Linked DNA regions of Homo sapiens: region 2 is linked to region 1. Evidence: chromatin loops called from intact Hi-C (ENCODE). Cell type or tissue: HCT116. All regions are shown on one strand. Links, peaks and the distances in the headings refer to the core of each region. The heading gives the core; the rest is flanking DNA.

Region 1 (5,365 bases), core at 1-5,000:
TGCTGCCTCCCAACCCTCTCCCAACGCAACTGGGTTGGAAATGGATCTCGGCAGACCAGAGTCAGAGTAACTAATTAATCAGAGCCTATCCCCAGAGCCCAGCTTGTTCCCTCCCTAATGCGCCTTGTCCCTTCCCCCACCCACCACATTTCTGAATTTCCTGCAGCCCACCCACCCCCTCAGATCCCCACCCCAAGACTTCCAAGGAGCTGAGGGGTCAGAGGAGAGGAGAATGGGGTGAAGTGGGACCTACACTCTGCTGAAGCTGCTCATGGGTGTGGATGACCAAAAGTGAGGACAGAAGACGAGGCCGGGGGACAGGAATGGGTTCCATTCAATCCAGCAACAACATGCACCATGTCTCGTCCACAGGAAAATGCTGGGCTACCACAACTGCCTACCCTAGATTAAAAAACCCTTCCTTTCATAAAAATAGATGAGAGTCTCTTGCTTTATAAATAGATTACATTTAGCTTAAGTTACATCTTATATTCTCCCCCACCCCACCCCCTCTCCTCCCACTCCAAGCTTAAGTGGTTTAATTCTCCCTAGGTCATCTGAGCTCTACCCACAGAGTTAGTCCACGATGGATTTGGCCCTTCAGGGACCTCAAGACATTTTCTCAAGACGAGAAAGAAAAATGTGTTGATTTGCCAATAATTTTTTTCTCTGTTCGGAGTCTCAGAGGAGTGCGAGTGTGTGTGTGTGTGTGTGTGTGTGTGTGTGTATTTCACAACCAACCAGGGAGCCAAAAGGATGCTAGTCTTCCTATCCCTCCCCAATCCTCTGTTTGTATAAAACCCCCAAAAACAGGAGACAGAGGGCAGCGCAGGAGAGCCCATCTGAGAAAATTCTAAAATACCAGTGTCAATATGACACTGGGCTTAGAAATAGAAAGTCAAAATTAAGTATTTACAGCTTTACAAAGGATGGACCAATTCGTCCCAGCTAGGACTGGTGCTGCCCCAGCGAGCGTTGGGGTCTTTCTTGGCAAGCTGTGGGCTCATGGTGAGGGGACAAGCAGGGCCCACTGACATTAACTGAAAAAAGCATGTGGTGGAGAGGCAGGCAGGCAGGCAGGCAGGCCGGACCCAGGAACCAGCCCAGGAGGCAGGCCCATCACACTCTGGCTTTCCCTCTCCTACCCACCTGCCCCAAGTCCTCACTCCCAAGAGGAGAGCAGATATTAAAAGCCAGCCAGAAGGGACTCTCAGGCCAGGATCTCTTTCTGGCTCCTGCAGTTTTCAAACTCCCTAGAGTACCCTAGTCCTCAAAGACAAATGACCTATGTATACAAGGAGGAAAGTAAAAATAATACCGCCGGACACCGATAACCACAGTAACCTTAGTTACTCCCATGCTAACACTGCTGCCTTACAGTCTTAAGTCTAAAGATATATCTGTCACCCTCCCACCACCTTGGGGAACAACCCAGGGCCGGCTTCCACGCTGCCCACGAAACTCCCATACCACATTGTCCAATGCCTCCCTCGGCCCTGGACGGAGGAGACCCACGAGGGTGGATGTTTTCCTGCCCTCGAGGAAACGGAAAATCTTTTTAGCAGCTGAGGTCCAAGCCCAACTGGCTCTGATAACCTTTGGTTAAAATAAAAATTCAACAACAATAACAACAAGAATCAGGTATGTTTGAACCCTGTAACCTTTAGAACAAGGGTGAGTGAGGAGAGAGAAGGGCCGTCTCTCTTCCAAAACCATTGTCCCTCCAAGTACCTGTCAAAGGGAACTGTTTGGCTAACAAGAGATGCTGACTATGGAAGTGTCACAGCCAGACTGCCACAGGGGACCCGTGGGAGGTGCCCCCAGCAAAAGAAAACAAAGGAAAAAACTCATGACGAAGGCCACCAAATCGTGATAAATTACATCACACATAGTCACTAACACATTCTCACGCTCTCTCTCTCTCTCTACATATATCTTTTATGTACAGTATTTTTAAGACTGTAACACAGGTGGGGGAAACAGAAAAGAGAGAAGAGCCTTAAAGGCCACGGACCCCTGGGGACCACAATCCCAGTCAAACCCAGAGCCCCCTCCTTCTGCCTCCAGGCAAGGCAGAGGGACCCAAGTTCTAGTCCTTGGGCACATTTTGCTACCTTGACCACTAGAGGGAGCTCCTGGGACAATAAAAAATTAAAATTGGCAACAGACCCACTGCAGTAGGCTTAAAAAATAATAATAAAGCAAAGCCTGCTCAGCTGGCTCCAAGCTGAGATTTGGAAGGGGGCCACACAGTGCCCTTCAACGCAGTCCCACTCAAGCCATTCAAGTCTTGGGGGATGCTGGCTCAGATCAATACCCCGACTGGCCAGTCGAGGGAACTGCTGAGAGCGGCTTGCGTGTGTCGAGGAGCAGAAAGAGGATGGCCCTCACTCCAGCTCCTGCACTGCCAGCAGCCCACCCTGCTTCTCTCCTGCCAGCAGCCAAAAGCAGGCAACTGCCGGACAGTCCTAACCCAAGGCGGGTAGAAGGGAGCAGAGACCAGGCCTGGCCCCTTCAGACTTTCTCACAGAGAAATTACAGATCTCTAAGCCTCTATTGTTGGCTGGCGAGGGAGGGAAGAACATCAAGTTATCAGGGAAATCAAGGATCCCTCCGCCCCCGCCCTGAACCCAGAGGTCCGGAAGGAAGCAAGCGGTCAGGGAGGCCAGTGCCTTGCGGGAACCCCAGCCTCATGACCAACCTCGGCCAAACCCACACTACCCAGTCAGTGCTGCCACACAGATCACCCTAACCCCGGCCTCTCTCCCAGCTCCAGGGGGAAGCCAGGAGCCCAGGAGAGGTCCTGCCTTCCACAATGATATAAGGCAAGCTGCTTTTGTTGTTTGTTTTGTTTTTTGCATAGTAGTTTAAACACAGTGAGGCTCTGCCTTCCCCTCACAGTGCCTTGTCCCTTCAACTTTGCCACTCGATCCCCCCAAAAAATTAAAATGTGTCCTCCTTCCCTTCCTTCCACCTTTCTCTCCTTCAGGGAGTGAGAAAATTGGGGTGGTCCCTACCCAGGCCTAGAAAGCTCACAGAGGCAAGCGGCTCCTTCCTGGGGGTTGGCAGAGCACCCCAAGCTCCAGGCCGAGTCTGGGCTGGCTCAGGAGGAAGGGAGGGCATAGCCCATGGCCAATCAGAGGAGCAGGTGGGACGGACGGCAGAAACCACATTACACCACGGCCGGTTGGCCCGGCCCTCAGCTTAGAGTTCTGTATAAAAACACCTGCTAGGAATAATTCTTTGGAGCTCAAAGTGGCTCAGCTTAAGGGAGAAGGCACAGTTAACACTGCAAAGTCCGCACAGAAGTCTGCATTTGTAATGTGGAGAACAATAGAAATTGACAGCACCATTCCTTGGGTGGGTGGGGGATGGAGACGGGGCACCCGTTGGTGGTGTGGAAGGAAGGAAGGAAGCAGCAGTCCCTCAGGGCCTCCAGAGAAGGGAGGGCAGAGAAAGTCTGTGTGGTGTGGCTTCGAACCCCACTCCGAGGGGCCTTCCTGGCCCCATGAGGAGAGGTGGCAGGGCCCCATCACCAAGACCACCAGGCTCGCAGGGCCTCAGTCATCAGCTGACCATGGGCTCCACATCCGCCTCGCGCTCGAACTCATCCTGGATCTCATCTGTACTTCCTGAGTCGCTGCTGGCCACGGAGCTGGGGGACGGTGAATTCCTGAGAAGCACAAGAGAGTGGGGAAATTCAGAGAGCAGCCCTGGGCCTCTGAAGGGTCAAGGAGTGGGAAGGCTGAGCTGCCACTTCTATAAGATCTACTCTCAGAGGGGCCTGGTCCTGAGCTCCTGCCTCACTCAGCTATCCTTAAGATCCTTTAAGCTCACGAGGTAACCCCCTGCACCAGCCCCTACTTGGTCTGGCTGTGTTGGCTTCTCTAGGAAGAAAGCCCCTTGGGAGCTGGACCGTGGATCAAGTTTGGCTGTTACTCTCCAAGCACCTAACCCATGTCTGGGCATATAGTAGGTGCTAAGTAAAACCTGAATGACTCAGAGCTCAAAAGGAGGCCATGCGGGATATGGTTAACATCACTGGGGTGCAGTTCTGATTCTATCTCGGATGAGCTGGGGGTGGGGGAACTTGGGCAAACCGTTTAACCTGCCTGAGCGTCTGCTCTTCTGTCTGGATAATGGAGATAACCACACTGGGTTCTGGGGGTTTGAGGAGTTAAAGGTCTGAAAGGCAAGGCTACGGCCCTGCACACAGATCTGGCCCCCACAGAGCTGTCCCTCCCTCTCGTACAGTAATGCAGCAAAACGAGGAAAACAGTGACAACGTATTTGTGCTGTGTGGCAGGCATTCTCCTCATATTAGCTCATTCTCAGCGTGGCTGTCCCCCGATAAGGCTGTGTGTCTTTGAAGGCAGGGGCTCTGCTTTATGTGCCATGCCTGACACTTGTCAGTCTCCTGGGGACAGGCCCTGGGTTGGAAGAGGATGCTATGGTTTGGCTGTGTTCCCACCCAAATTGCATCTGGAATTGTAGCTCCCATAATCCCCACGTGTCATGAGAGGGACCAGTTAGAGATAATTGAATCGTGGGGGCGGTTTCCCCCATCCTGTTCTTGTGATAGGGAGTTAGTTCTCACGAGATCTGATGGTTTTATAAGGGGGGGTTTCCCCTTTGCTAGGCACTCATTCTCTCCCCTGCCGCCCTGTGAAGAGGTGCCTTCTGCCATGACTATAAGTTTCCTGAGGCCTCCTCAGCCATGTGGAACGGTGAGTCAACGAAACCTCTTTCCTTTATAAATTACCCAGTCTCAGGCATTTCTTTTTTTTTGAGACGGGGTCTTGCTATGTTGCCCAAGCTAGCTGTGAACTCCTGGGCTCAAGCAATCCTCCCACCTCAGCCTCCCAAAGTGCTGGGATTACAGGTGTGAGCCACCACGCCCAGCCTCAGGCAATTCTTTATAGCACCATGAGAACAGACTAACAGATGGGAAAGGAAGGGAAATCACTTCCTGTGAGCAAATGGGAGCATGCCCTGTCCACCTCTGCTCCCCATTTCAGCAGAAAATGGGGCTTAAGCTCCTTGAGGGCAGGGGCTATACTTACTGGCCCCACCGTCTTGCACAGAGCAGGCCTTTGGCAAGTATCTATTGAATCAACAAAGGGCAGGGTGGTGGTGGGACTTGCATGAGGTTAGATATGTAAGGCATCTGGCACATAGGTGTGCTAATAGTCACTGGATGGATGGATGGATGGATGGATGGACGGACGGACGGACAGATGGACGGACAGAGAGACAGGTTGGGAGCATGACACATGGCCGAGTTGCAGCCTTGGGAATTCCCCTCCAAGGATGCCATAGCTGAATCCCCTGGGAGGATGGGCGGGTACCTGTCTGCGGAGCCTTT
Region 2 (5,365 bases), core at 1-5,000, 750 kb after region 1:
CAACACTCGGCTTCAGCCTAGTTGTGACCCACAGCCTCGGTTGTGACCTCTCCTAATTCCAACTCCAAGTGCTCACCCCAGCCTCCCTCCCTCCCTCTGTCCCTCCCTCCCTGCCTCCCTCCCTCTTTTCTTTCCTGTCCTTTTTTTCCCTTTCCTTTTTGACAGGTTCTTGCTCTGTCACCCAGTCTGGAGTGCAGGGACGCAATCATGGCTCACTGCAGCCCCAAGCCTGGTCTCAAGCCATCCTCCCGCCTCAGCTTCCCACATAGCTGGACTACAGGTGCACATCACAATGCATAATGTGATAATAAAAAATGTGTTATCACAGTGTGATAATAAAAAAATATTTTATTTTATTTTATTTTATTTTGAGACCAAGTCTCACTTTGCTTCCCAGGCTAGTCTTGGACTCCTGAGTTCAAGTGGTCCTCCCGCTTTGGCCTCCCAAAGTGCTAGAATTACAGGTGTGAGCCACCATGCCTGGCCCAGGCTACTTGCATTACAACCCCAGTCTCAATTCCAAATCCACATCACTTTCTGCCCCAGTCACCTCCCTGGCCCCCTGTGACCTGTTGTTCCTGAGGAAGCAAGATGGGGTCAGATATAGGAGGACAAGAGTCCCTGGACCTCTCCTAAGGGTCTAGGGGGCCAGTCCAGCCCAGGGAGCCCTGGCCTTAAATGGACCTCCAGGACCCTTCAGGTGTGCTGTGGGCAGACCTGACTCAGGAGTGAGGAAGCCGCCTGCATGCCAGGCTTGTTGAAAAATTCACTGGGTTGCCAGTTAGGGAGGAATCCATTCTATTTTGTTAGGATGTGGTTGTACTGGAAACATGGGCTTTGTCAGCAAGACCGGAAATGCGTGGGTGAGGGCCTGGATCGTGACAGGAACTCATTTGGGAGGCGGCGGGGGGGCAGCCTGTCCGACCTCACTTCCAGCTGCCCTTCCTCCCCAGTGGGCTGGGAGTGGGGCTTATCCCGGCATTGGGGTCCCCTGAGATGGAGACCTGCAGGAGAGGGGCAGGAGCTGGGGGAACTTGCTGGATGGGGAGCGGAGTGCTTGGAGGGGTTCACAGCCCTGCAGGAGCCCCACTCAGCCAGCCCACCTCTAGACCCGTGCTCCCCAGACACTTTATAAAGTACTTGGCTCTGGGCTGGGTGCAGTGGCTCACACCTGTAATCCCAGCACCTTGGGAGGCCGAGGTGGGCAGATCACTTGAGGTCAGGAGTTTGAGACCAGCCTGGCCAACCTGGTGAAACCCCATCTCTACTAAAAATACAAAAATCAGCCAGGTGTGGTGGCGAATGCCTGTAATTCCAGCTATTCTGGAGGCTGAGGCAGGAGAATCACTTGAACCCGGGAGGCGGAGGTTGCAGTGAGCCAAGATCATGCCATGACACTCCAGCCTGGGCGACAGAGTGAGACTCTGTCTCAAAAAAATAGATAAGTAAGGCCGGGCGCAGTGGCTCACACCTGTAATCCCAGCACTTTGGGAGGCTGAGGCGGGCGGATCACGAGGTCAGGAGATCGAGACCATCCTGGCTAACACGGTGAAACCCCGTCTCTACTGAAAATACAAAAAATTAGTGGGGCATGGTGGTGGGCGCCTGCAGTCCCAGCTACACGGGAGGCTGAGGCAGGAGAAGGCGTGAACCCAGGAGGCGGAGCTTGCAGTGAGCAGAGATCGTGCCACTGCACTCCAGCCTGGGCAACAGAGCGAGACTCCGTCTCAAAAAAAAAAAAAAAAAAAAAGTACCTGGCTTTGCCATCTCCATGGCCCATGGTAGGATTGTCCTAAATGGGATGCCCAGTCCCAAGCCACCTGACTCCTGGTGCTGGGCTTCTGTGGGGCCACTGGGACCAGGACTTGTCCCCTCTTCCTCCTGATTTAGCCTCATCCAGGCCCCTCTAGGGACTGTCCCAAGGTAAAGAATCCCTGACTGAGCGCATAGCTGCCTAGGAAGCCTGATCAAAACGCAGACTCCTACCCACCCTAGAACTTTTACTCCACAAGTTCCTAGGGAATTCTGATCAAATTTCAGGTTTGGGAACCACTGGCCTGGCTCACTGCACTCATTTTACAGGTGGTGGGGAAACAGGTCTGAGTGTCCCGGTCACCCAGCACACGTGGACCCATGCCCTTTCTCGGCTGTGCCGTCCTCCGAGGGTTTGGGGGCCTCCTTGAAGAAGGCACTGCCCTCATCTCTGAAGCCTCCCTCTCCCGTGCTTTTTGCACTGGGGGGCATGGGTGAAACTTACCTGGGGCGAGTCTCCTGAAAGCGGAATCCTTTGACACAGACTGCCCTGCAGCGCCACCTTTTGGCAGATCCTGGTATTGTTTTAGTATCTCACTCCATCCTATAGCAGGGGAATTTGCAAATGGCCAAGTGCTTAGCTTTGATTGGCTCCCGCTTGACTCACGTGTTAGAATGGGGCTGGGGACAGTGATCTGTGTAGAGCCCTTGTGGATTCGAGTTTCTGGTGAGGCATCTTAGAGAACAATACTGTCTGGTTCAGGGTCAGTTTTTTTGCCTGAGGTCTGGCCAGCCAAGGTGGCCCAGGAATTCACTGCAGGCCAGGTGCGGTGGCTCACGCCTGTAATCCCAGCACTTTGGAATGCTGAAGCAGGAAGATCGCTTGAGCCCCAGGAGTTTGAGACCAGCCTGGGCAACACGGCGAAACCTGGTCTTTACAGAAATTAGCCAGGTGTGGTGGCGGACGCCTGTAGTCCCAGCAACTCGGGAGGCTGAGGTGGGAGGATCACCTGAGCCCAGGGAAGTCGAGGCTTCAGTGAGCCGTGATCATGCCACTGCACTCCAGCGTGGGTGACCGAGTGAGATCTTTTCTCAAAAAACAAAACCAAAAAGAAATCACAGCAACGTGAAGGTTAAGGCTAACTTTTCAAACATCAGAATCCTGACAATGGTTGCAGTAGCTTTCAAGGAGACATGGTGTGTGGCCAGCCCCTCCAGGGCTGTGTGGACAGCTTTTTGTGTATTTTCCTGGGTGACTCACAGCATCAAAGGGAGAAAGGAGGTAGTAATTGTTCAGCACTTGACATGTGCTTGAACACTTCGTAATCGCAATCCTGTGCCAGGCAGTGGCACCATCTCCCCTTTTTAGATGAAGAAACCGAGGCACCGAGATAAAAAGTAACTTGCTCAAGGCAATTTAGGAAGTTGTAAAACCAACCAACACATATGGAATGTGTATTATCTGCTAGGCTCATTTAATATCTCATCTGACCTTCCAGATACCCATCTGATGTAGGTACCACTCCCAGCTCCAATTGTGAGATTCAGAGGGGAGAAATAACTTGTCCAAAGTTGCACTTGGTTAGTAAGTGGGAGAGCTGGGGTTGCGCCAAGGAGTCGGATGCCAGAGTCCATGCTGTAACACCACTACCCGGCCCCCTGCACCTTGCTGTGCCTCACCTGGCACCTGTGCTCCGTTCTAGGGCTCTGGAGGCCACGGGCATGATGCTTCGGGTCCTGGTGGGGGCTGTCCTCCCTGCCATGCTACTGGCTGCCCCACCACCCATCAACAAGCTGGCACTGTTCCCAGATAAGAGTGCCTGGTGCGAAGCCAAGAACATCACCCAGATCGTGGGCCACAGCGGCTGTGAGGCCAAGTCCATCCAGAACAGGTGGGACCCAAGGGGTGGGTGGGGGGATGCGGACAGGGGTCCAAGGAGGGAGGAAGAGGACCAGGGCTGCCCATCCCTGCCTCCCCAACAGTGACACAGGCATGGTGACCTCTCCTCCCACAGGGCGTGCCTAGGACAGTGCTTCAGCTACAGCGTCCCCAACACCTTCCCACAGTCCACAGAGTCCCTGGTTCACTGTGACTCCTGCATGCCAGCCCAGTCCATGTGGGAGATTGTGAGTACTGCCTGCCTGCCCCACCCAGTCTCGGCCCGGAGCCTGCCCCAGCCTTGGCCTTTCTCCCCAGGCTCCTGTATTCCAGCAGATGGCCACAGGGCCTTAGAAAGGCCCCACTGTGTGCAGGGTGAAGGGCTTGTGCTGGGGATACAAATGTGGGCCTCCCCACAGGATGGCTCAGAAGTCTGACACCAACTTGTACAGGACAGGGATGTTCCCGAAGTTCCATTCTGATGTCTCTCATGGGCTGAAGTCCTTTCAGGGGCTTCCTGTTGTTATAGGATGAGACCAAAATCTTTGCCCTGTCCCGAGAACCTGGCATGGCCTGGCTCAGTGGCCTTTCCAGCCTCCTCCTGCTTCCTGCCTTCCTTAGTAGCTTGACGCTTAACACAGCCACCTTCTTTCAGTGCCTCGCACCTGCTCCGTTCGCTTCTACCCCAGGGCCCTTGCACCTGTTCTTTTCCCTGCTTGGAACACCACCTCTGTCCCCTTTCTCTAGTTCACTTCTATTCATTCTTCTGCCCTTGGCCCAAGCAGCGTTTCCTCAGGGCCCCTTTCCAGGCCCCCTGACTGGGGCACACCCTGGTACCGTTGGCTCTCAGAGCACAGTATGCCTCCGCTTCAAGCACCTTTCACACCTGCAGTCTTCCACCTGCATCCGGGTGATTTTGACAGATCTGTTTCCCCCACTAGACTCTGATTTCCTTGAAGGAAATGTGTCTTTGTGTCCCCAGAGCTGGCACAGGGTAGGCGCTCTGTGGAAGGGAGGAAGGAAGAGAGGAAGGGAGGGAGAAGGAAAAAAGGTACTTAGATGGGTGATGATAGGGGCAGAGTAGGAGGTAGATGGGGTTCCTGCAGGGTGAGCCTCAGCTGGGCTGGGCTTTGGGGTGGGGCTCTTTTGAGGAAGTGAAGTCTGAGCTCAGACCCAAAGGCGCAGTTTAGGGCATGTGGTAGTCGGCGGGGATAGGGGGGTGGGTGGGGGGAACCTTCCAGGCAAAGGGAACAGCATGTGCGGAGTCCCTGAGGCAGAGCCCAAGCACAGGATTGGTAAGAGTGGTGCAGGGTCAGGGGTAGGGGGGCCAGCCAGCTGGTGGCACCTGAAGGTCCTGGGTGGCCTTAGTGAGGGGTCAGGGTTTGTCTCCAAGTGCAGGGGGATCGCGGCGGTGGGGGCGATTTTAGCAGGGGCAGGCCACACTGGTGGCTGCTGGTGGGGAATGGGTGGGAAGGTGGCAGGACTGGATGTGAGGAGACAGCTCTGGTGGCTTGTGCAGGGGTTCAATTTCCCCCTCCCCATGGGACCCCAGAGCTAACTGGGCATCACAGGTGGGCTCTGGGATTCTTGATCCCATGAGGAAGTATTACCCTAGGGGCTGCCTTGCCTGCCCCAGACCTTTGGGAACATGCCTCTGCTTCTCTCTTGCCCTCTGCAGGTGACGCTGGAGTGCCCGGGCCACGAGGAGGTGCCCAGGGTGGACAAGCTGGTGGA

What was found. Hi-C counts contacts between places; a loop is a spot of excess contacts. Peaks named below come from ENCODE experiments on the same cell type or tissue, not always from the same donor. Only the 100,000 strongest peaks of a DNase experiment are listed, where the experiment ranks them.
Region 2: a loop joins it to region 1, with 5 times the contacts of the local background. A loop is called at or near these places in 4 of 110 quality-filtered maps.

The regions. Positions count from the first base shown.
Region 1 is chr1:18,904,994-18,910,358 of GRCh38, forward strand. It overlaps IFFO2 (intermediate filament family orphan 2), which reads right to left. Exons shown (of 9, transcript NM_001136265.2): 8 at 5,349-5,365; 9 at 1-3,673. The coding sequence ends at 3,568. Among named protein-coding and RNA genes, the nearest start is that of ALDH4A1, 5.1 kb to the left of the region's middle. In HCT116, for the core only: CTCF peaks have their summits at 2,147 (motif pointing right) and 2,353 (motif pointing right); a DNase peak (open chromatin) is centred at 2,128.
Region 2 is chr1:19,651,557-19,656,921 of GRCh38, forward strand. It overlaps MICOS10-NBL1 (MICOS10-NBL1 readthrough), which reads left to right. Exons shown (of 4, transcript NM_001204089.2): 2 at 3,456-3,644; 3 at 3,768-3,879; 4 at 5,310-5,365. The coding sequence starts at 3,475. It overlaps NBL1 (NBL1, DAN family BMP antagonist), which reads left to right. Exons shown (of 4, transcript NM_005380.8): 2 at 3,456-3,644; 3 at 3,768-3,879; 4 at 5,310-5,365. The coding sequence starts at 3,475. Among named protein-coding and RNA genes, the nearest start is that of NBL1, 9.9 kb to the left of the region's middle. RefSeq lists a silencer at 2,337-2,476. In HCT116, for the core only: a CTCF peak has its summit at 2,311 (motif pointing left); a DNase peak (open chromatin) is centred at 2,375.